5 separate regions of the Mus musculus genome follow, and regions 1, 2, 4 and 5 are each linked to region 3. A link is a loop called in an ENCODE intact Hi-C map of the cell type or tissue named here. Cell type or tissue: gastrocnemius. All regions are shown on one strand. Region 1 has its middle 18 kb from the start of Gm51657. Region 2 overlaps Slc25a36 (solute carrier family 25, member 36). Region 3 has its middle 51 kb from the start of Slc25a36. Region 4 overlaps Spsb4 (splA/ryanodine receptor domain and SOCS box containing 4). Region 5 overlaps Slc25a36 (solute carrier family 25, member 36).

Region 1 (5,000 bases), 250 kb before region 3:
GCTCAAAGCTCAAAGCTCCCCTCTTTTACGTGGCCGGCCTTTCCATCTCTGAGATGGACAGCAGATTGGAGCTGATTAGCTGAAATCTCCATATCTGATCTAAAGTCGCTCCACAGCTGATCAAAGTCTTTCTACCACATATACCACAGGAAACTCTTTGAGGTAAAGTGATCATAACCCAAAGGCTTCTGGTCAGATCTCAAATGTGTTGAATAATGACTACATGCAGGCAAGAGGGATTCATGAGTGTGTTATTTTCAGAACTGTGTGGCTGGGTCTGGGGAGATGGATCAGCTGGTAAAGTACTTAACATGAGGATCTGAGTTTGATCCCTAGAGCCCATGTGAAAAGGTGGGTATGACAGCATGTGCCTGAACTCGGAGTGCTGGGGAGGCAGAGGCAAGCAACCCCCCTGAACCCATCGGCCAGCTAATCTAACCTACTACTTGATGAGCTCCAGGGCAGTGAGAATCCATGGTTCAAAATTTAAAAAGAAAAAATATAGATGAAACCTGAGGACCAACACCCAAGATTGTCTGCTGGGCTCTATATGAACATTCACATACATGCACCTGCATGTTCATGCATGCACAATACATGCACATTCTTTCTATATCTTGTTCCTCTATTTCTGCCCCCCAAATTGTGATATTACCCACGGATGACTCTTGCCCCCAGAGTGCATCTATCCCGCCATCAAATTGGAATCCTGATCCAACTGGATCTCCTCGCTTCATCTTCGCCTTTGTTTTCCTGATGGACTTTAATGTTCCAAAGGGGGGTTGTGTGGACTGAACATCTGCACCCCCCCCCCAAACATATGTGGAAGCCTGTCCTTGAGAACTGACAGCCAATGAGGACAGAGCTTCCGTGAACGGATTACAGCCCTGACTGGAGCTAACGAGAACAAGCGAAGACACAAGAGAAGGTTGGACCAAGAAGCAGGCTTTCACCAGACATCAGATATACTGATGTGCCTTGATTCTGGACTTCCCAATTCCAGAGCTATGAGAAACAGACTTAGTCTTTGTTGTCTGTGAGCCAGAGAGTATACAGAAGTGTGTCCATAGCAGCTTTGGGGACTAAGATTATGAAAAGAAACTCAGTTTTATCTGAGGTCAAACTCTCATTTTGTGAAAGATTTATTTATTTGTTATATGTAAGTACACTGTAGCTGTCTTCAGAAAAGGGTGTCAGATCTCCTTATGGATGGTTGTGAGCCACCATGTGGTTGCTGGGATTTGAACTCAGGACCTTTGGAAGAGCAGTTGGTGGTGCTCTTAACCACTGAGCCATCTCACCAGCCCTGAGGTCAAACTCTTATGGCTACGGCAAGAGCAAGGTCCCCAGAACTCCATGTTCTGGTGGATAAGCCTCACAAAGGATGGCTCCTTAGTGACTGGAGCTATGCAAAGATGGTACAAATTCAGGGACATGAAGAACCCAGACCAAGAAACACACAGAAGAAGAAAAGTGGGCAGTGGAGAGCACTTGGACATCCAACAGAGGCTATAGTCCGAGGGAGAATGGTCCGAGTGGGGTCTTTCCAGTACAGAGGCGTTTCTGCTATGGCTGGGAAGTCACCTTAGGCCTCTCTGATTCTAGGCCAGGCTTCCTGAGAGGCTGAACGAACGACGAAGGCTTCACCTTGCTTGCGTATTGTCACTCTAATAGGGGCTATTTGAGAAGGCCAAGAAGGCTTTCTGTTGTGAGTTGGGACCCTATTGATATGAATGGATCTCCTGTGACTGGGGGGTAACATGAGCCAACTACTAAAAGCATCATTTTGAGGGAGCAGAGCTGCCTGACTTTGCTCAGACACTGGTGACTCTGAAAGGCATTGTCTGCTTAAAAAATGATGCACTTTTATTTATATGTATGTATGCCCGTATGAGCTTGTACCACATGAGTGCAGTTGCTTTAGAAGACCAGAAGAGGGAGCTGAATCCCCTGGAGTTATAGGTGGCTATAAAATCCCCAACATTGGTGCTGGGGACTGAACTCAGGTCCTCTGCAGGGGCAGCAAGAGCTCTTAACCCGCCAAGCCATCCCTCCAACCCCTGGGCACTGTCCATTTTAGGGAGCTTTCTTTAATCACATCCACTTGGTCTATATTAACGCTAAGTTGGACAAATCAGTTTCCCTCTGCAGTTTCTGGGTGTGAGTTCTGGCATTCCTTCACACATTCAGCAATACATGAAAGTTCACTTCTAAGAGATGTCACTCCTGTAGTGTAGCTAAGGTTCTTAGGTCATTAAGTATTATTTACAAATTGAGTATAATTTTTTTAAAATGGTGAGTACTTATGGAAGTCCAACTGTGTAATTTGGAGATTCCACTTCTAGGTATATAATCAAGAGAAACAAGTATAGACATCTGGTAAAAGACTGGTTTGTGATTTCATCAAAATCTTTTCCACTGTAGCCCCAAACTGACAGCAACCCAATGTCCAGCATGGACTGATCTTACAGATATATAATCAGCAAAAGAAGTTAGACCCAAGTGTGTTGTGTTTGTGTGTATGTGTGTGTGTAAACATGTGTGAGATGCTTATATGTGTATATATGACATATACATGTGATTTATATAATATGTGTACATATATGTAAACATAACACACACATATATATGAATCATCCCACCCGTATGAAGAACAGGCAAAAACAGCAGGGGCAAAGGCCAGAGTGCATGTGACTTGACAGTGAGTATGAACTAGGAAGGGACATTCAAGAACCATCCTGAGGCTGCAGACAGCCTGTGCCACAATTTGGGCAGCCAAGCATAAAGACGGTCATGTGACCGGTGCTTGTTTATCCCGTGCTGGGGACTGAATCCAGAGCCTTGTATATGGTGGAAAGCATCTATCTGTGAGCAGTAGCCTCTGTCCAAAGGTTCACATTTAACGTTAATGAACTTTTATTTGTTGTGAGTTACTTATTTACAAGTTATTTACTGCAAGTTACACCTTTGCGGCATTGAAAAAAAAATTAAATTAGGAAAGAATTTAGAAATGCATCTAACCCTGACCAGGAGATTACTCTAATTCAGGAGATCAAGCATATTTAATTTTTCATACAGTCTCACACAGATGGGCTGAATATGAAAGAGAACTCCCCAGTGGAGCCGGCTGAGAAGCACAGATGCCAGGAGATGTTCCGTTTGTGAGATGCTCCGTTTGTCTGCTCAGTACTGATTTCCCGGACCCCGGCCTGAACTCTGCATCTGACCAACCTGAGCTGGTTTCTGGCCCAACCTGAGCTGGTTTCTGGTATACAGAAGCCATTTTAGCTTCCGTGCACAGTGTTTTTCCACATCAGCCTCTGCTCAAGTGCTCCCATGGGCTCCTTCCCTTGTAGGCCAAGACCCTGACCCCATCTTTGGTCAAGTTCAGCAGTTTCCAACCCGTGCATTGTGACCCCCCCGGGGGGGATGTTGAACAGCCCTTTCATATAAAATGCATATAAGATGTCCTTCATATCAGTTAGTTACACCCTGATTCATAACAGGAGCAAAATTACAGTTATGAAGTAGCAAGAAGAACAATTTTATGGTTAAGGGCTCACTACAACATGAGGAGCCCTATTAAAGGGTCACAGCTTTAGGGAGGTTGAGAACCATGACTCCAGCTGGTCTTCAACAAAGTCCCTCTTCATCCTTCAGGTCCCAACCCACTTTAATTAATGCCTCTTCTACAGCATTCTGATTAGAACATCCAGCCCACAGTCCTTTCTGGTACTGCTAGAACATCTACCACTATCCATCTACCTGTCCACCCACCCACTCACCCACCTGCTCATCCATCTATCCAACCATCCACCTACTTACCTCTTGATTCACCAACCCACTCATTTACCCATCCATCTACCCAACCATTCAGTCACCTGTTCATTAGTCCACCTACCTACCCATTCACCTGCTCATTTAGCCCCTCACCCACCCACTAGGTCATCCGTCCACTCATCCACTCTACTGTTCATTCATACGTCCCCCGCCCCAGCAGTACACCCATCCTTTACCCACTCATTTCTCGGCATATCCATCTTCAGTCTGCTGAGTCCTAGCCACAGAAGCAGAGGTCACTCCTGAAGGTCAAGGTCAGTTGTGGAATGTTGTCTTAACTCTTCACTGCACCGGGAATAGTTTAACAATCCCGCCGACTATTCTTCATGCCCTGTGCCCTATTCTATTCTACCAAGACCTTTTATTTTCTCTGAAGCTTAGAAATCCAGTTTTGATAACTTTAATCGTGGTCTGTTTAATTTTTGTCCTGCGAGAAAGAGAGCATCTACCCTTTGAGGTGTTTTTAGCTCCGTTATCGTATCTATCATAAAACTTCTTTGAGATGGATAGCATTTGAAGAAGTAATATGCCCGCGGTCACGCAGCCAGTGAATGTTGAACTGAGGAGTGAGGTCCAGCCATGGCAGCTTCAATCATTTTCCCAAGCACGAACTCCCTTTTCTGCTCTGCAAAAATGCCAGCAGACGTCACTAGATGGCATCGTGAAGCAACCGTGAGCCTGGCTTCCTCGAAGGGATGCAGGTGGAATATCGAGGCTGCAATTTCCACATTCATCACCAGGGGGCAGGCGGGGAGAACGAATGGCTCAGTGCCATCAAAGACTGAGAAAGAGCCTCACACAGCTAGAGCGAAGGAAGAATGTAGACTGATTCTAAACACTACAGACTCCAGAACGGTTGCTGGGCTCGTCACTGCATATATTGAACCCCAACCGTAACTTTGGATCTTTCCTGTGACTTTAATGAAAAATACCAGTATGGTTGGTAGAAAACACAGAATTCAGTTTCTGCAACTTCCTAGCTTGGGCCACAAAGAGCACCGTTATCAGTCACTTCCCATTGGCCGGGTGTTTTAGGCGTTGTCTGATTTCACCTTTAGGTTCTTGAGAGACTCAGATAGTGTGTAGTAACTCATGCACATTTATGGGCAGAGCTAGGCATTTGGCCCAATCTGCCTGACTTCAAACTTACTTAGACTCTC
Region 2 (5,000 bases), 81 kb before region 3:
AGTTAGTCATTTGTAATTGTCACTACCATCTTTGGAAAATTACAGTACAGTATACACTTAGGAATGATTTTGTTTAAACAACCAAAAATGCTCATGGAATCAACACTGTATTCTGAATGTCATAAACCAGTAAAACAAACTGGAGCTGGTGAACAATAGAGAAAATGGCAATTTTGAGAAAGGAATGCTTTTCAAAGCATTCTTGACGAGGCGGCCCAGGGTTTACTCACTGAAAGATTAATGTCGTATGGTACCTTACTTCCTAAAACCAAACTTCCACTCAGCCATAGTAGTTACATGTTTCCCAACTACTGTCTTCTGTCCACCATGCTGGCTGGCTTCAAGATTCCATGGTCCACTGTGATCTTTTGGTCTTCCTGCTCTGCAGTATGGCAGCCCTTGCTGCTATCCGTTGAGAAGGTAGACCACCAGTTCGTAGGTGGCCATCATAATGGCCGTGTTTGGAATCTGCCTCACCAGATGAGTTGTTAGACCGCGGTAAAGAGATCCATAGCCTTCTTCTTGAACAATCAAAGACAATGTTTGAAAAAAAGACCTATATTTTGTCCCTTCTTCACGTAGTCTTGTTCTTACAACTTCTGTATAGGAAAAACAAAAGAAAATATTTATTTATTTATTTATTTTTGTTTTTTTTTTTTCAAGACAGGGTTTCTCTGTGTAGCCCTGGCTGTCCTGGAACTCACTCTGTAGACCAGGCTGGCCTGGAACTCAGAAATCCGCCTGCCTCTGCCTCCCGAGTGCTGGGATTAAAGGCTTGCGCCACCACCGCCCAGCAAAGAAAATCATTTTACTGCAACCTTTTTACCCTCCTCCTTACCGAGCACAGAGCTCATCTGTCACTATAAACTCATGACAGTGATTCAGTGTATAGCTAGCTTCCTGAGACCAGTCAGACTGGATAAACACCAAACTAATACAGCCATATACACTAAGTAAAATATAAGGGTATATAATAAATACAGCCTGATGAACAAATAATATTCATAAATATAGTAAAGATGAATACAGGATATATTAGAAGCAATTTTTTGGTGGGCATGCTTAATGTGGCAATATAAAATAATATAAAATTGCTTGGGTCCTTGTAATTTAAAGACTTTAAATCTGGGATCCATTTCTGACATACCCTTGGGCAAATTACAATTTTAACATTTCTTCTTGTTTTCCATTTAAACATGATGGCATGACTAGACTTAAAACTACTATTTTTTTTTTTAAAGATTTATTTATTTATTATATGTAAGTACACTGTAGCTGTCTTCAGACACTCCAGAAGAGGGAGTCAGATCTTGTTACAGATGGTTGTGAGCCACCATGTGGTTGCTGGGATTTGAACTCTGGACCTTCGGAAGAGCAGTCGGGTGCTCTTACCCACTGAGCCGTCTCACCAGCCCTAAAACTACTATTAAGATCAGCATCTTCTTATATGGCAGCTGAGTGTTGTATGCCCCAGAGGGTGATGCACTGCTCTGGCCCAGCTATACTCTCACCGTGTGGATACGCTATGGTTGTGGCCCAGCTATTCTCTCACCGTGTGGATACGCTATGGTTGTGGCACAGGTTTTTGAGGTGGCAGCAGCTAGCATCATTCTCACAAAATCCGATGCTTCTTTCACAGACTCCTCATCAGTTTCCATCATAGAAGCAGTCTTACATTCCAGTAGTTTTTGCTTTATACTTTCATAAATAACAAAATGGATAACAGTCTCTGATATGCCGGCATAGGAGGCAGACATGCCCCTATAAAATCCTCGCAGTCCGTCTGTCTGATAGACTTTACGAACACATTCAAAAGCACCCATTTGCTTTTCCCCACGAGTCCTGCAAATAAAAGGGAAAATATTACTGGCATTAAGTACTGGAAGATTTTTATCGAAGTTAACAAAATATGTATTTCTTAAATATGGCACTCTTTATTCTTTCCCTACTTTTATGGAACTCCATGCCATGCTCAAATGTTGACCCAAGCAAGACTCAAAAAGTATCAAACCCCAAAGTCTTACACTGTGAACATTCAGTTCCAAGGAGGCTAAATTTCCTTTGCAGTTACTGACATGAGACAATGAGGGTCGGCATTGTCTGTGTTGTGTGCATCATCATCTCAACAACACTCTGGGAAGCAGAGGGCAGTGGATCTTTTATGAGTTTGAGGCCAGCTTAGTCTACACAGTGAGTTCCAGGCCAGCCAGAACTACATAATTAAGACTCTGTCTCAAAAAAACCAAACAAACTAACCTCACCCCCAAAGGCCAAGGGAGGTGTTAAATTATGATACTGCATCTTTTTAAAAAAAATATTTATTTATTTATTATATGTAAATACACTATAGCTGTCTTCAGACACTAAGAAGAGGGAGTCAGATCTCATTACAGATGGTTGTGAGCCACCATGTGGTTGCTGGGATTTGAACTCCCGACCTTCGGAAGAGCAGCCGGGTGCTCTTACCCATTGAGCCATCTCACCAGCCCATGATACTGCATCTTAAAGTAAGGATCATAATTAGTTTTTTTTTCAATTTCACAAAGGCCCAGCTGAAAAGCTATCAGACAAATGCCTGACAGACTCCCTTGGAGCAGCTTGGTAAATGGCCACTCTGTCCCTACATTTCCAAATATAATCTCTTTCAGTGCCGCATGAGGGCACTGTAGCTATCCCTAAAGGGTACATTCTTCCATTCTTGTGATACGTGGCTGATCTTTTCCCTTCACCTAAAAATGCGACTGGGGTTAAAGAGTTTTGGGTCAGTATCACTGGTAAAGGAGATTTCAGGACAGACTAAGTGATCACTTTATGCAGAAAGGGGGCAAGCAGAACAAAGAGAAATATAGATACAGTTGAAAAAAAAAAAAGAGCACCAGGAAATGTAATGTTGGAACCAAGTTCTCTTTTATTGCTTTTGTTTTATTGGTTATTTATTTACATTTCAAATGTTATCTCCCTTTCCCGGTTTCCTCTCTACAACCCTCCATTGCACCCTCTACACCCTGCTTCTGTGAGGGTGCTTCCCTCACCCATCCACCCACTCCTGCCTCCCCACCCTAGCACTCCCCTACACTGGTAAATCCAGCCTCCACAAGACAAGGGCCTCCCCTCCCACTGATGCCAGATAAGGCCATCCTCTGCTACATATGCTGCTGGAGCCACAGGGCCCTCCATGTGTACTCTTTGGTTGGTGGTTTAGTCCCTGGGAGCTCTGGGGGTCTGTTTGGTTGATATTGATGTTCTTCCTATGGGGTTGTAAACCCCTTCAGCTCCTTCAGTCCTTCCCCTAACTCCTCCATTGGGGTCCCTGTGCTCAGTCTGATAGTTGGCTGCGAACATCTGCATCTGTATTGGTCAGACTCTGGCCGAGTATCTCAAAGGACAGTTATACCAGGTGGAACCAAGTTCTTTGTTCAAAGAGACTAAAAAGTTTAGTTGGGCGGTGGTGGTGAAGCACAAATGCCTTTAATTCTAGCACTCAGGAAGCAGGAACAGGTAGGCAGATCTCTTAGTTCAAGGCCAGCTTGGTCCCTAGAGGGAGCTCCAGCCAGGGCTACAGAGAGAAACCCTATCTCCAAAAAAGGGTCGTGGTGGTAGGAAAGGTGGTGGTTAAGAACACTGGCTGATCTTCCCAGCACACATATGGTGGCTGATAGCCATCTGTAATTGTAGCCCCATGGGATCCAGTACTCTTCTAGTGTGCAAATGTACATATAGTCAAAACACCCACATAGATAAAATGCATAAATAAATCTTTAAAGGAAAAAAAAAAAGCTTAAGGAAAGGTCTGATTCAAAGGGGAATAAAGGGAATAGTACCTTCAGGAAACGGCACTGCCCAGCTAATCCAGACCTATACCTAGAAACTATCAACAAGCCTTTTACCTGTAATCTTCTGTTCTCTAGAGAACCCTGACTAATACAACCAGATAAGATCGGCTATTTAAGAAGTATAATCTCAAAAAAAAAAAAAAAAAAAGTGAACTCTCCCTTTTCTCCACTGAGGCCAACAGGAGCTGAGATGGAATACCTCAGCTGCACTGCTGCCTCTAGTCTGCTCTCAGATGACAAAACATCCCCCAAGTCTTATATTTTAGATTCTCTGAGATTTATTCTTATTGGTTCTTGATTAAAACAGGCTTTAAGCAGGGCAGTGGTGGTGTAGGCCTGTAATCCCAGCACTTAGGACAGCCAGGGCTATACAGAGAAACCCTGCCTCGAAAAACCAAAAGCAGGCTTTAAAAAAGAATCATCCATTGATCTATCCATTTAAAATAAATCCCAGTGACTCCAGGTGAATCTTATAACATGAAGCAGTACTTGCTCAACATAGCTCTGTTGAATGAGTAAACTTTTTCTTGGTAAACCTGAGGTCAGTGGTAACTAAGGAAGTCTACCACCATAGGGCTGCGGCCTCCCAGCTCAGCGCTTTTGGACATAGGTCACTGGGTTAAGCAATGGTCCTTTCTCTAGACTAGCTATGAGGTCATTTATTTAGCTGTTAGGAGGCCCTTACAAGGAGCTATACAGGTAATAATCACTACTTTGGCTTGGTTAACCTATCATCCCCCAATAAGCAGCACATAAAACTCCAAAATACGGGCAGTTTTCTTATTTAGACTGTCTCATTATCAGCTATTATATAGCTTTTGCTTTTGGTAGGAGATCCACATTTCAAATGAAACAGAAGCACCAACAAATACTCAATAGTGGCCCTCAGTGCTAGAAAGTGCTATGCAGAAGGCTGGGGAAGGAGTTTCAACCAGATTTACTTGCTGTGGACTCAATATGCACAATACTGATTGGCTAGGCAAGATGAACCTACTGGCGTAACACTGGCAGGCCTATTTCAGGGGATGCCCATCTGCTTTCCGACTGGATCAGACAGAGGCTTGCTCCAGAGGAAAAGTTTCACAGTTGGTTCTAAAAACTGGTCAAACCCCGTGACTAATGGGGAAATGATTGCTAAATGGACATGACAGGCCCGTCAGATGGCTG
Region 3 (5,000 bases):
AAAGTCAAGGAGGAACAGAAGAAGGAGGAGGAGGAGAGGGAGAAGGGGAAGGGGAAGAGGAAGGAGAAGAAAGAAGAACAACTGTGTGGAGGCCATGTCTGGAGACTTCCTGATAAGTACACACTCTTCCTCTCTGATCTCTCTCACTCTCTCTCTCTTTTTTTAAAAAGATTTATTTATTTATTTATTTATTTATTTATTTATTTATTTATGTGAGTACACTGTAGCTGTACAGATAGTTATGAGCTTTCATGTAGTTGTTGGGAATTAAACTTTTAGGACCTCTGCTCAGGCCCAATGATTTATTTATTAATAAATAAATTTACTAATATGAATATATATGTATATGCGTGTATATATATATGTGTGTAGCTGACTTCAGATGCACCAAAAGAGGGTGTTAGATCTCATAACAGGTGATTGTGAGCCACCATATGGTTGTGGGATTTGAACTCAGGACCTTTGGAAGAGCAGTCAGTGCTCTTACCCGCTAAGCCATCTTGCCAGACCTTCTCTGGTCTCTTAAAGATCTTTCCTCTACATCCCAACTTTTAAAAAGTCCAATAATTTCCTGAGTGATGGGACCATTAAAGGCAACAGAAATCTGTGTTCTTTTATGCCCCTTTCAACCACCCCTGAGTATGTTTGAGGTAACTTTTGGAAAGCCTCCACATACGGTTTGCTTATCTAACTAACCTTGCCATCTTGGGAGTGGTACTTTCAGCCCCACCCTCTCTGTCTGGGGAGGGCAAAGAACCCAGAATCTGAAGGAATTAGCAGTGGACAATGATTTGACTGGCTGAAGAGGGCATGTGTCGCCTATTGTTCCCATAACTTACTCTTATCCTCTCCAGGCTTTCTGACACTCTTGATCATACAAAGGCAAGCATAAGTAAGGTGGTTCCCAGTGTTTACTCGACATTCTAATCAAGCTTGAGGAAAGGGCACCATAGCCTTGGCTGGTCGGTTGGGGTTGAGGGAAGCCCGAGCTTTTGATTGACATCTAAGGTAGGACTGAATCCTATATGTATGGGGTTCTGACGCACACTCTATGTAAATAAGCAGTGTCAGAATTGGATTGTGTGTACAAGACTAACTTGGTGTCTACAGGCGAAGTGGAATTTATTGTGGGGAGAAATCTGCATACCTATATCAGAGGTGCTCTGTGTGAGAGTAGAGAAAGCAGAACATGCATGCCTACATGCACACGCACACACATGCACATGAACACATGCACATGAAAGTGAAGGGCTGACATTCGTCTTGGCAGGCAGCCGAGAAAGAGGATCTATGATAGAGGATGGGAGTGGAGGCTGGTTGTCCAATTAGGAGGCTTTGTGTGAAAGAAAGGTTGGGATGGAAAGACAGTGCAATTGACCAAGTAAGTCATGATGTCAAAGTTGGGAGAAGTAGAGAGTAAAAGCTATAGACACACACATAAAACAACTGAATGATTCACACCCTTCAGGTCCACCATTTTTTTCCTCCACCATTTTGAAATGTACAATTTAGTGGATTTTTTTTTCAGGTTTTATATCATCACCACTGATTCCAGAACATCCTCACCACCTTAAGAAGAAACCACACCCATTGCTAGCCACGCCCTCTCCTTTCCTCCCAAATGACAACCAAGTTTGCTTTCCATTTCTTTGGCCTGCCTATTTGGGGTTTCTGGGACCATACTTGATGTAGCCTTTTGTGCACAGTGGATTTTTTTTGAAACTGAATTAGCGTTTTCCACTTCATTCTCTTTATGATATTTCATTGTATGAATATATCACATTTTGTTTGCAGTTCTCAATCCAGCTTATATTTTTTGGCTATTATGAATTATGATGTTATAAACATTCATGTCCAATCTCTTGAATAGACATAAATTATCGAATTCTTTAAGGGCATATATCTAAAAGAATTGTTGGGTTACATGGGTAGTCTTCATGTAACCTTTAAAATTATTTACTTTTTAATTGAAAATAGACTTCTTTCATACAATATATTCAGATCATGGTTTCCCCTCCCCCATCTCCTCCCAGATCCTTCTCACCTTCCCACACACGCAACTTCCTGTTTTCCTTTTCTCTCTCTTTAGAAAACAAACCGGCATACAGAGCAACAAATAGACCTGAATGCACAGAACAAAGAAAGATAAAGACCAAGTAACATAACAGCAGACCCATTAGAATAACACCTGGTTTCTTGATGGAGGCTCTAAAAGCCAGAAGGGCCTGGAGAGATGTTCAGTGATGTCTCGTTGGGAGTCTGAAGTTGGTCAACACAGGAATATTCGCATTACAGAAATCGATGCAGAGTTACACAGAGCTCCGCTTCTTGGAGTTCTAGTTGCTAACCTTAGCACACAGCCCACTGTACGGCCGCCACTCTATGGCCACCAGCTGTTCACGAGACATTCCACTTTGTTCTCTCTATGCTCTGTACTCGGCTTTTCTTCCAGGAATTTAATTTGTTGCCTAAAGAGATCACATCTGGACAGGTTCTTTTAAGAGACCCATTTGACAGAAAAAGGTGACTGTGGCAGATCATACAGAGCACCTCACATTTATTCGTAAGCCTTCCTGAAATAAACAGATTCCTGCCTGTCTTGAGTTGTACTGCTGAGCGATACCAAGCTATTGCTATTGGGTTTTTGGTGTAAAATCCTCAGGTGTCCTGTTTCAAAATGTAGCCCATGTCTTCTATGGCTTCTTCAGGGCACACACATTCCCATCCCAATCGTACATTGTAGAAGGCTTACATTCAGATATGCAAACAAAATCCCTTTAATGGTTAGTCCCTGGAAGCTCTTCACCGAAACTACCAGCAAATTAAAATAAAACAAATCTATGAGTTTTGATTTTTATTTTACAGGTCTGCCCTCTGGTGGTGAATTTGAAGAAACACAGGTAGATCCCTACTTGTCACATTCTGGAAAAGAAAACTTCACACATCCATTGCCTGGGTCCAGTCTAGAAATGTAGAAAAAGGAAGATGGTGGTGTGTAAGAAAAATGGGGAATTGTGGAGATTTTCTGAAAATCTCATTGCCCTAGCTAACAGAGAGCTACTCAACGGAGAGTCAAAGACTACCTCGTCACTGTACATCTAGAGCAGAGGTCACTGTTGGGTGGACCCTGGACAGATATCTTCTATTTGGCCTTCATAGCATCCACCTGGTATTTCAAAACAGTTATTAGCTATGGACATATGGAGGTGGTAGAATGTTGGTCCAGCAAGAGCAAAGTTCTGGGTTCAGTACTCAGTACAAAAAAACCAATTGGAGTTGATTACATGTGTGGAAACTCTTCCCAGTTATGTTTTTTGTAAACATCGGAATATTTGGCAGCCTCAGGTTCACACTCCTGTTTGGCAGCAATCTGGTGATACTAACAACGGCTGTTTATAGAACTTCTTAAAATGGCAAGTGATGTTTAAGAACGGATTATCTTGATTTTCCTGGGAAAAGCAAGAATTATCTCTATGGAGTTTCTAACAGACGTAGCTGGGCTTTATTATGCTTTAGTGACAACTTCTGCCCATGTGAGTGCAAGCCCCAAAATCTCAAAACAAGCCCAGATAAAGCTCAGCCATGAAGAGCAATACAAGGTGCTGTGTGCACCTCAACTCCCAGCTGCTTGGGAGGCTCAGGCAGGATGAACACTTGAGTCCACGAGTTCGAGACTAGATCACACACCTTATTGATAAGAAAAAGAATTCAGTAAGAAACTTGACACTGTTTTCTTCTGCTGGGCCACGGGGGACATCCTGGAGCCTGTGGGTCAAGGCTGTCATCACTGAGGAAGGACAGAGCAGCCCAGGCAGGGAGACAGACAGTACATGGCAGGGGTGAGGGTCAAATATGGTAATTATTTAGTGAAGTCGGGAGGAGGGAGGCAAAGAAAAGAAGTCTTGAGGCCTCATCATGGGGACCATTTTCTCAGCTTTTGTGCCTTGTCATGCTTTCTCCTGGGACAGCAGGGAGCCACCTAGAATTATTGAGAAACAAGGGCTTTGGTAGCTCACTTTGGTAGCTCATTCCTGAAAACAGATTCTTGGTCAACTTTAAGTACTAGTCACTTATGCTCCTAAGGGTCCAGACATTGCTGCCCTTTGAAACCATTTAAATTATCCAATATTTACATCAAGACACGGGAGGCATAAACTGAGGCCAAACTCAGCTAGCTCCACGAGATAACACTATTTTCTTAACTATATACAAAATAACTATTTATAAGTCTGGTCTTCCAAACTGCTAGCTCTGTAGAAATAAATCTCTTCCTATCTGTGTCACTGGATTGAGGTAGACTATACCTTTCTCTTGAGCTCTCCAAACCCAAGAAGTCTCCTTAGCTCTCTTTCCTAGAATACTGTGTTACCTGTATCCTGTCAGCTGCTTCTCTATTGTTCCTGCAAGCCCAATGAGAAAATCCGTATCTCTTAACCAGAGCTGCTCCCATGAAGGCTTTTCTGATGCAGGGGGGGGGGGGAGGGAAGGAGTGAGGGGGAGGGTGAAGGGAAGGGGGAGGAGGAGAGGGGAGGGGAGCGAGAGATATATCTTGCAAAGGTCCAATTGCTTATGAAAGAAGTCTCTATTCCAGTTGAGTCCCCCAGCCCTGTACCACTGAGAGCAAACCACAATCTGATTTTACTTCTATAATTCTCTGGCTAACTAATTGATTCTAATTATTTGTTTAGATGGGTTTTCTATGTTGTCAATCACATTATCTGAGAAAATTAATTTCTTTTCCTCTCCAGTCCTCACGCATGTTTTCTTTTTTTGACTTGTGGAACCAGGGTCCCTGAATTAACAGCCCTGAGAAGTGGCAAGAGGAGAGCATTTTTGTTTTAGTCCTGATTGAAAACAATGTTTTGGTTTCATTATAAACTGTAACGTTTACTCTAGACCTTGATAGGCATATCTTATCAGGTTAAATAAATTCCCTTCCATTTCTAGTTTGCTGAGCATAGCAATTATGACTAAATTATGAATGAGTATTGAGTCAAATG
Region 4 (5,000 bases), 200 kb before region 3:
CTGACCTGACCCCTCCTCTGACAAGCCTTTCATGGCTTTCTCCACCAAGCAGTCTCTTCAATGTCCCCTCCAGTATTCCTGCCGTGTGTCCCTCCACAGTTCTCTCTCGGGGGCCCAGATGGTCATTCTCTCTTCACTGCACTGCCTACCCTTTATTAATGCTCATCTGACCAATCCTAACTCGGTAGCTGCCCCAGTGAGCTGGGGGCTCTTTGAGGCAGGACCTCTGAATGAGTCCTGGTGGCCTTTGAACAGAAAGCTGCAATCCTACAACCTCTACAATCCTCTGCAGGGATAGTGCACTCATTGTTCAGTTGCTTTTCTTGTTGATCATCCACCCAGACCCTAGGGCTCCTGCTCTCATCCCACCTCTGGCCTCATCAGCATGCCAGGCTAGTAGATTATTAACATCTGGAGCCAGGCACGGGGAAGAGCAAGCCCCTTTGGCAGGAATTAAACCCAGTAGATTCGAGCTTATGGGCTTTTCATGAGTCTGTGACCCCGTGCTAATTCATTCTGAAGAATGCCCATGGGAAGGTGGTGGGGGTCTTCACTTAAGCTGCCTCTCTGCTGGGTGCCTGTGGTAGCCATCCATCCATGGGAAAGAACTACCAAGCCTAGGTCCCTGGTTTCTATAATTTAATCCATTATGTGACTCAACTAAGACCCAGATCATTTTTAGACCTCATCTTTAGGACAAGGCTCAGGACCATGAGTCTCTAAGAACCTAATCACCTCGACCTTGTGTAGGGATTTTTCTTTTTCCGGTAGTGGAAATCAGACTCAGGGCTCCTCCTGTGCTCGGCAAGGGCTCTGTCACTGAGCTACACCCCTAGACGTCTTTCTTAGCTTTGGTTTTGAGATGTGGTCTCACTAAGTTATGCAGGCTAGGCTGGCACTCTCTCTGAGTCTCTGGTGGGCCTGATCCACGTGATCCTCTTGCCTCAGCCTCCTGAGTTGCTAGGGTTACCGGCTTGAACCAGTAGATCCCACTCTATCTGAAGGCTTAACACTAATCTTAGTGGGGTAGAACAGTGAGAGGCCACTATGAACAAACACAAATCTTCACTTCCCATCAGGAGACCAAAAGAGGGAATGGAAGAAGATCATGAGCCTCTAGGATGGGGTGCAGATGTCAGGCACTTCTGGGGGGGTACTCACAAGCCTGAGGAAATCCCTCCCTCCTAGGTCTCTAAGTAAGGACACCTGGGGGATGTGTCTTCAACTAGACTGTTCAAACTGACAGCCAGGAGAGCAGGAGGCAGGCTACAGAACACAGACAATCTCCTCTACCTCTAAAGCCACCCTTTGGATGAATGAAATGGCACTGCCAAGGCCAGCCTAGATTTTCACTGTGGTTTTATAATGTAAATAAATACAATGTAAACCATTTATAAACGTCTATCCTGCTAACCCTTATGTCGGTTACTGATGGCTTTCTATGATTTTTGCCCACTGCTTCCTCACAGTCTCACTCCTGCAGGCGCCTTCAAGGGTGACTTGGGTTGGACTTCCTCTCAGCCCTGAAAGAAGTTGAGCAAACCAGCACATTCCAATGCAGCGGCCACGGGGATTGGTTCAGGGTGGCCATGTGACCGAAGGGACCTAATCAGTGTGCCCTATAGGACTTACACTGGGCAATGCTGATGCAAACTTGAGGTTCCTTAGGGCCCAGAGTTGTTTGGGGATCTGATTCCAATCGTGCTGAATGGGTTCCTGGGGCAGACAATCTAAGGTCAATATGGAACACTATATTTGCATGGGTCTTTCTTTCTTTAAAGATTTATTTATTTATTTATTTATTTATTTTGTGTGAGTACATCGCTGTCTTTAGACACACCAGAAGAGGGCATCAGATCCCTTTATAGATAGATAGGTGGTCACGAGCCACCATGTGGTTGCTGGGAATTGAACTCAGGACCTCTGGAAGAGCAGTCAGTGCTCCTAACCGCTGAGCCATCTCTGCAGCCTCTCCGTGGGTCATTTTATTGCATTTTATTGTAGTTTTGAGAGCATGGTAGCTTGAAGTTCAGTAAGCTGCCTCAATGAACCAGAAGGGAGGGGAGGCCAGAACTGTTCGGAGCTATAGTAGAGAGAAAAACAGACGTCAGGCAGAGAGGCCGGAACAAGGTTTAGCCTAGCACTAGTCTTCCAGAAAACACATCCTTTTCCTTTCTTAACTGTGGCTCTGCGGGTTATGGGTTCTGTTCCTTATAAGAGAAAAAAAAATATCCCCCTCTGTGCCAGGTTGCTCTGGACCCTGACCTTGAACTACAGAATCACAGGTGAGTCTGATGAAGTACGGTAGCATCCCTGCTCTGCCCTCTAGAGGCAGACATAGTCATTGCCTTTGTGTCTGTGTTGGAAGACTGGGTCCAGGGGGCAACAGACACATTGGCTCTGGAAGAGTGGGACTGTCGCCTGACTATTAGCTTTCTCTTCCCCTTCGGTTCCAGCCTAGCCTCTGGGCTAGTGAATAGTGACACACCTACCTGGGCCTCCCTTCCCACTTGCTCTACCAGTCCTGTTTGGAAAGGCCCTCTCAGAGGTTAGCTCTGTGAATTCTAGGTTCTTGCCATCATCTTGGCCAGGTTGACTATCTAGATTAACCATCACAAGGGGAATGGGATGCGAAGTGACCTAAGGGGTCTGGGATCAGAGGACAGCAGAAGAGGACCAGGCCAAGGGCACTGTTGGAAGAGTTAGTGTGACTTTTAGAAAGGGGTTAAGAACTTGTGAAAACCCTCCACGGCCTTCACCACCGGAGCCTCAAAGCCCGTCGCCTGAACATTTCTCTTCCTGTTCACTGTGACATAGGAAGGAAATGAAGAGTCAAGGGAGCTCTGGGTTTGGAGGAAGACTCCAGCGAGGTCAGTCGACAGAGGGCTGCATAGCTAAAGATGAGCCACCCAGGAAGCTGAAGGGGTAGCCTGCCTCCACTGCTGTGGCCAGGGTACAACACTAATGGGAACTTTGGGCTCCAGTTTTCAAGTGGGGGTCTCTCCCATTGGCTCCAGGCTGAGGTGTAGCTGTCTTTGCTCGTATTTACGCCCCTGCAATGCAAAAGCAATGCCACCAGGTGGCAATGAGGAGTTACCTTGAGCGGTGTGTGTTATTCTAAGTGGGCATTTTGGATTTGCTCCCATGCAAATGCTTTTCGGTTTCAGCTCAAAGGGTACTTAGAATCTATAACTATGATCAATTTGAGTATCGCTTTAGTAGCGAGCCGCTGAATTATAATTGGGGTTTTTATACATGGTCCCCTCATCTCCTCTACACTAACCCTCCTCTCCCACTTCTGTGCTAGGGATTCATCCCAGGGAGATGCACGCGCTAGGTAAGAGCTCTACCACCAGGCTGCATCCTCGGTCCCCATCCTATGGCCATCTTTCTAACCCTGAGTGGCGAAGCTCTGCCAGATTCTAGCTGTGTGTCTGGAGCAAGTCACTTATCTCTGAGCTCAAAGCAAATCTCTGCACTGTGGGGGGTGGAGTAGGGAGATGGGGGTGTGTGTGTGCACGCACTCTGCACAGGGCTTTCTTGAGGCACACAGGACAGATTAATGCAAGTGGGTGCCTAGTGAAATACTCTATGTAACTTAGGAAGTACCCGACCAGTGACAGGTAAAGACAAAAGGAGCAGGAGATAAGGGGAGGCCAGAAATCACAGTTCACAGTGTATGGGTGGCTACCTATAGACACACCTCAGGAAACTAATCCTTTTCAATTGCAAGGCAAAGCCCTTCCTGCCAGGTATTTTAAGGCCAGAGCCCTTCTGGAATGCTCTTTACCTTGTGGTAAACTTTGCAAGAGCATTCCCACCAGGTGCCTTGCGGATCTCTTAAAAGGTAAAAGGGCCTCCCTCACCTGTGGGAAAGCCAGCCTTGAGAACACGATGCTAAAGTCTCAAGTTCTTTACCTGACACCACCCTCCAGTCTCACTGCCTCTGTCTCTTCTCTGTTCTCCACCAAGTGGCTTGGACAGGAGTGTCCCGCCAGGGGTGAAATCTTGAGTCTGCCCCTCCCCCTAGTAGAGCCACAAGGCCTTGGTCGAGAGCACAGCACTTCTGCAAGGGAGCACTGGTTCACTTCAGACTGTAGCGGTACAAATCATGTGACGCTTTATTTTCCTCAGCTTGCATGGGCAGAGCTAGCACCTCATAAAGTGACGGGGAAATATGTGGCTGGTTTCATAAACCAGGGCTACAAAGGCTCACTTGTGCTGGGCCAGCCACGCAGCCTGTGTAGGCTCCAAGGATGCCTCACAAGCCTGCCCAGGTCTGGGCAGTGAGGTCCGCAGACAGCATGGCCTGCTTGACACCGGCCACCTGTGTGCAGACCACGGGACCTGGCAGCATTTCAACTGTGCCACGCCGCCGTCACCTCTAACGGACCTGCAGATCCTCGGCTGCCAAAAGCAATAGCCACCAGGGGCCATGCCGAGGGGATCCTTGAGCTGGGCCTGGGAGGCCTCAAAGAGGCTTCTGTGGCCAGTCAGGGGGAACCACCCAGGAGCTGTCCACAGAGTGGCAGTGTCCGGGTCACTGGCTGGCTCCAGCAGGCTCCCCTCATAGAATCCACCTACAAGTTCCCTCCTGCCAGACTCTTGTCTTCCTCCCCCTCCCCCAAGAAGTGAGGACTGTCTGGCCTTCCGACCATTGCTCCTGTCTGGTGTGCCTGGAACATCTTTACCCCGGACCATTTTTGCCTGCACAAGGGCCGCCCCTGTAACGCTGCACCCATAGAGACTGGTCCTATCCACAAGCTGACAGCCCTCACTGCCTGTATCCCTCACTCAGCCCCTAATCATTCCCTTATGGGTGAGGCTTATTACTTAATGCCAGGATTATTTATTTCACCGACACCTCACTGACTGAAAGCTGCTGGAGAAAGAGCCCTTTCAACATCCGTGGATTTTCCTGATCAGCTCTCATCTTAAGCAACCAGTGTGTTTTTAGCTTGATCTCTTAGGGTGGGGATTTGCTAAAATGCCCGTGCCCT
Region 5 (5,000 bases), 57 kb before region 3:
GGTAGATGATCTCCAGACCGCATTCTTTTTTTTATTAGATATTTTCTTTATATACATTTCTTCTCCCCCACCCCCCATGGTTTCTCTGTATAGCTCTGGCTGTCCTGGAACTCACTTTGTAGACCAGGCTGGCCTCAAACCCAGAAATCCACCTGCCTCTGCCTCCCGAATGCTGGGATTAAAGGCGTGCGCAACCACGTCCCGCCTTTATATACATTTCAAATGCTATCCTGAAAGTCCCCTATACCTCCCCCCCCAACCCCCTGCTCCCCTACCCACCCACTCCTGCTTCTTGGCCCTGGCATTCCCCTGTACTGGGGCATATAAAGTTTGCAATACCAAGAGGCCTCTCTTTCCAATAATGGCCAACTAGGCCATCTTCTGCTACATATGCAGCTAGAGACTCGAGCTCTGGGGGTACTGGTTAGTTCATATTGTTGTTCCACCTATAGGGCTCAGACCCCTTCAACTCCTTGGGTGCTTTCTCTAGCTCCTCCATTGGGGGCCCTGTGTTCCATCCAGTAGATGACTGTGAACATCCACTTCTGTGTTTGCCAGGCACTGGCAAAGCCTCATACGAGACAGCTATAACAGGGTCTTCTTCAGCAAAATCTTTCTGGCATATGCAACAGTGTCCAGATCCCATTCTTACTGAAGAACTATTGGTAGTTGACAGCTGCTAGAGTAAGGAAAATTACATTTAAAATTTGAGTGCTGTGGCTACTGGAACAATTTCCACACTCCAGTGGATGGTCCAACACCCATGCACAGAAAGGTAGCCCCAACTAGATGGGGTGTGTGTGTGCATGCATGAAATTAGGGGACTGTACTGAGAGGAATATGGGGGTGTTGGAGGGAGGTTTATTAGTAGTAAATATATTTCACTGCACATGTATGAAACTCTCAAGAATACAAATCTTTAAAAAGCTATGCTAGTTAGTCTTTTGTCAATCTGATACTAGAGTTATATAGGAAGAGAGAACCTTTATGGGAAAACGCCTTCAACAGCTTGCCCTCTGGGCATGTCTGGGCAAGTAGAGGCATTTTCTTGATAATGACTGATGTGGGAGGGTCTAGCCCATGGTGGGTGGTGCCACCCCTGAGCAGATGGTTTTGGGTTGTTTAGAAAAGCAAAATCAGTAGCCTATGGACAGTAAGCAATGTAAACAGTGTTCCATGGCCTCTGCTTGAGTTCACACCTTCCTTCAGGTTCTTGCCCTACCTGAATTCCTTCCCTGGCTTTCCGAAGTGATCTACTGTGATTAGGACAGGTTAAGTCAAACAAACCCTTGCTTGCCCTAGCTGCTTTTGGTCATGCATTTATCATACAACAGAAAGCAAACTAGGACAAAAGCCAAATGTGAAAATTAGCAACATATGAAGTATTTGGAGCTGAATGCATTTCCACTATGCAAAAACATTTAATATGTTTATGTCCACAAGTAAATACCCAACGAGAATCTTTCCAGAAGCAGCCAGTATTTGTGACAGAAATCTTACTTTCTAAAGGGAATACAGCTGGGATAAGGCTCCTGATAGTATTTGTCTAGCATGTATTGAGCCCTAATTTCACAGCACCCACGAATGTACCCACTCACCCACGCTCCTGGGCAGGAGCTGAATTCCCTGATGAGCTCAAAAACCTGAGTTCAAATTTAAGAAAATGCACTGAATGCAGATGCACTATCACAATCTTTTCAACTGCAGACAAGAAAGACTTTGATAGCCAGAGAGAACACAAAGAAGAGAAAAACATCAGATTGTCAGACTGCCTGCCTCCTGAGTACCCAGCACCACTGGGTAAAAAGGTATTTTATTTTATTTTATTTTATTTTATTTATTTATTTATTTATTTATTTCATATGAGTACACTGTAGCTGTCTTCAGACACACCAGGAGAGGGCATCAGATCTGATTACAGATGGTTGTGAGCCACCATGTGGTTGCTGAGAATTGAATTCAGGACCTCTGGAAGAGCAGTCAGTGCTCTAAATCACTGAGCCATCTCTCCAGCCCCAAAGGTATTTTATTTTATGGCATCATGACTCCACACTGTGCTGCAATGCACTTAACTCTATGTCAAAATGAACATGAACACAGCTAAAATATATTAAATCTGCAGTATTATCTCATATGCGAATGTAAGATGTGGATGGCATAAGTATTCTAAGCTAAGCAAATAATTAATTAATGGAAAGGCCTGGGAGCCGTGGTACAGGGTTAACAGTTCTAGCTCTTGGGAGGCAGAAGCAGAATCACAAGTTCAAGGTGACCCTCAGCTCCACAGTGAGTTCAAACAAATCTAGGCTAGCCCTATCTCAAAACAAAAACCAAACCCCAATACTATGTTATTTTAGCCTTACTCCACTTCTCCAGTTTCATATCAATAAGTAGATTTTTAAAGGACAACATTTTAAACATTTTAGAAATACTATTTTGCATAACCAACATAATCATGTTTTACAAAAATAGCAAGAATTAGCAGGATCACAAGCTCAAGACCCACCTAGGCTAGGGTGTTCCAAGACAAGCTAAGTCAACTTAGTGAGATCCTGTCTCAAGATAAAAAGAAGGCTGAGCCCGGCGTGGTGGCGAATGCCTTTAATCCCAGCACTCGGGAGGCAGAGGCAGGTGGATTTCTGAGTTCAAGGCCAGCCTGATCTATAGAGTGAGTTCCAGGACAACCAGGGCTACACAGAGAAACCCTGTCTCGAAAATCCAAAAAAAAAAAAAAAAAAAAAAAAAAAAAAAAAAAAAAGAAGGCTGGAAGCATGAGGCTCTTGGTTTACTTTGCAGAATCAAAATGAGGAAGTTTCTGGAATCAAAACTAGCTGAAAAGTCTCTAATTACCCATGCAGGAAGTTCTAGGTTAAAAATCACCAAGAAGGAGAAAAGGGCTCAAGGGTTTCTGACAACTATCAGAAAAACAAGAAAAAGAAAAGAAAAAGAAAAAGACAGGGCCTCAGTCAGCCCTGGGGAAGCAGAGTCAAGTGGACCTGGTCTACATCGCAAACTCCAGGCTAGCCATGGATACAAAGCAGACTTTGTCTCAAAGAGCAAAAGACACAAAAATGACAACCCAGAAAGAAAAATTAACTGCCTTAAGTCTCCCTGGCTGTAGACAGGCTTCTCAGCAGCACACTGCAAGAGCCTTAATGCAGGCCCTCAGGATCTCCTGCCTCCCTCCCTCCTCACAGTGCTTTTCTCCTCTACCCCAGTGGTATGGCCCTGAGTCAGAGGGAATGTAGTGTGGCAGTCAACTAGTCTGCTAATGTGACCATTTCACTACTTAAAAATCATACTTTAAAGTTATTTCTGTAAGTCACTGTTTTCTTCACTGGCTATTCCATGGAGAGAACAGCCAAGTTTGAGATCAAAGAACATTTAAAAATCATTATAGCATCAAAAAATCTCTAGATTATGAATCTTACTGAACTATAAACAGCATAATACCTTTGGTACATCCAAAGTAACCTCAATTATCTCTTCTTAGTCAAACTACCTGGATCAATGTGTATTTTAATACTTCATAGGCCATAGGCAGGGGCTGGAACAATGGCTTCATGAATATGAGCACGGGTTGCTCTTCCAGAGAATCGAAGTTCAATTCCGAGCATCCATGTGGAGCTTCACAAATATATGTAACAGCAGCTCTATAAGATCCAATGCTCTCCAATGGTACCCAAAATGCATACAGAACACAGATATATGGGCAGGTAGAACCTCTCTCTCTCTCTCTCTCTCTCTCTCACACACACACACACACACACACACACACATACACACAAATACACACATATACAGACACAGACACAGACTCTTAGAGGCAGTTGTTGGGTAGACTGGTACACATCCATAAGTTAGCACTCTTGAGGCTAAGGCAAAGGAACCGAGAACTGCAGACCTGCATGGCGAAACACTGCCACCCAGAAAGGGAAAGAACAAAGAGAGGGAAGGGAAGAAAGGGGAAGGAAAAGAAAGGAAGGACCAGGGAGGAAAAGGAACCAGCAGAGTAAAATAGCCAAGATCACTTAGAGAAATAAGATGAAAATAAATATATTCTATGCATCTATGCATCTACAGCCTTGTTTAACTCAACAGCTTTATAAGACAATTAGAATTCTTCTACTTTTATGTTTGTCTAGTAAGTTTACCCACCTCTAAGGAGCTGTTTGTATTTGCTTATGTACATAAGAGAAAATTTCTGGCATGCCAGTGGTCAACTACGTTAGTACTTTTTACCAACCTCTTGAATAAGCAGCACAGTTGAATAATTCAAGCTCAATGTAACCAGGAGACTCTTTAAAAGCACAGATTAAAAAAAAAAAAATGCTGGGCATGGTGGCGCACGCCTTTAATCCCAGCCCTTGGGAGGCAGAGGCAGGCAGATTTCTGAGTTCGAGGCCAGCCTGGTCTACAGAGTGAGTTCCAGGTCAGCCAGGGCTACACAGAGAAACCCTGTCTCGAAAAACCAAAGAGAAAAAACAAAAACAACAACAAGAATACTGTTTTGATAGTTAAGAATTCTCCTGGTTTTCCAATCCACTAGAACGAATTCTCACAGGGGTTATGTCTCAAAACGTCCCTGCCATTCATAGGTTCAAATCCTACTACCTAAGGTAACAGTAGCTGGGCTTTGGGAAAGTGACTAGATATTGAGGGCAAAGCTTTATGTTTGGGATTGGTGTCATAAAAGACCCTGCTAGCCAGCTCTTCCTACCATCTGAGGTCAGAGTGGGGATGGAGTCTGAGGAAACACAGCCTCACCAGGAAGGCATGTAATCTGCCATCACTACATCTGGTCTCTAGAACTGGAAAAAATAAATGCTAACTTTTTAGATGCCACCTGATTTATGGTGTTTTGCTATAGCAGCCCAACAGGTCTTTGCAGGATGGATCTGTAGACAAGGCTCAATAGTTAAGAGCATTTACTGGGCAGGTTGTGGTAGCAATAACTTTAATCCCAGCATTGAGGAGGCAGAGGCAGGAGGATCTCTGAG

Evidence for each region. Hi-C counts contacts between places; a loop is a spot of excess contacts. Peaks named below come from ENCODE experiments on the same cell type or tissue, not always from the same donor. Only the 100,000 strongest peaks of a DNase experiment are listed, where the experiment ranks them.
Region 1: a loop joins it to region 3, with 6 times the contacts of the local background. A loop is called at or near these places in 29 of 42 quality-filtered maps.
Region 2: a loop joins it to region 3, with 5 times the contacts of the local background. A loop is called at or near these places in 18 of 42 quality-filtered maps.
Region 4: it touches region 3 in a loop (4-fold over the local background); 5 of 42 quality-filtered maps call a loop at or near these places.
Region 5: it touches region 3 in a loop (3-fold over the local background); 8 of 42 quality-filtered maps call a loop at or near these places.

The regions. Positions count from the first base shown.
Region 1 is chr9:96,912,274-96,917,273 of GRCm38, forward strand. No RefSeq gene overlaps it. Among named protein-coding and RNA genes, the nearest start is that of Gm51657, 18 kb to the left of the region's middle. In gastrocnemius, no CTCF peak of the experiment used is centred here; DNase peaks (open chromatin) are centred at 2,777, 4,551 and 4,896.
Region 2 is chr9:97,078,641-97,083,640 of GRCm38, forward strand. Slc25a36 (solute carrier family 25, member 36) reads right to left here. Exons shown (of 7, transcript NM_138756.4): 6 at 1,553-1,842; 7 at 1-599. The coding sequence ends at 406. Among named protein-coding and RNA genes, the nearest start is that of Gm19325, 26 kb to the left of the region's middle. In gastrocnemius, CTCF peaks have their summits at 2,663 (motif pointing right) and 3,552; no DNase peak of the experiment used is centred here.
Region 3 is chr9:97,159,819-97,164,818 of GRCm38, forward strand. No RefSeq gene overlaps it. Among named protein-coding and RNA genes, the nearest start is that of Slc25a36, 51 kb to the left of the region's middle. In gastrocnemius, a CTCF peak has its summit at 2,891 (motif pointing left); no DNase peak of the experiment used is centred here; H3K4me3 peaks cover 255 bases; H3K27ac peaks cover 483 bases.
Region 4 is chr9:96,958,109-96,963,108 of GRCm38, forward strand. The region is part of intron 2 of Spsb4 (splA/ryanodine receptor domain and SOCS box containing 4); the gene reads right to left. Among named protein-coding and RNA genes, the nearest start is that of Gm16010, 54 kb to the right of the region's middle. In gastrocnemius, CTCF peaks have their summits at 2,334 (motif pointing left) and 3,075 (motif pointing right); DNase peaks (open chromatin) are centred at 2,349, 3,063, 3,399 and 4,387.
Region 5 is chr9:97,102,781-97,107,780 of GRCm38, forward strand. All of the region lies in intron 1 of Slc25a36 (solute carrier family 25, member 36), which reads right to left. Among named protein-coding and RNA genes, the nearest start is that of Slc25a36, 5.8 kb to the right of the region's middle. In gastrocnemius, a CTCF peak has its summit at 1,898 (motif pointing right); no DNase peak of the experiment used is centred here; H3K27ac peaks cover 1,215 bases.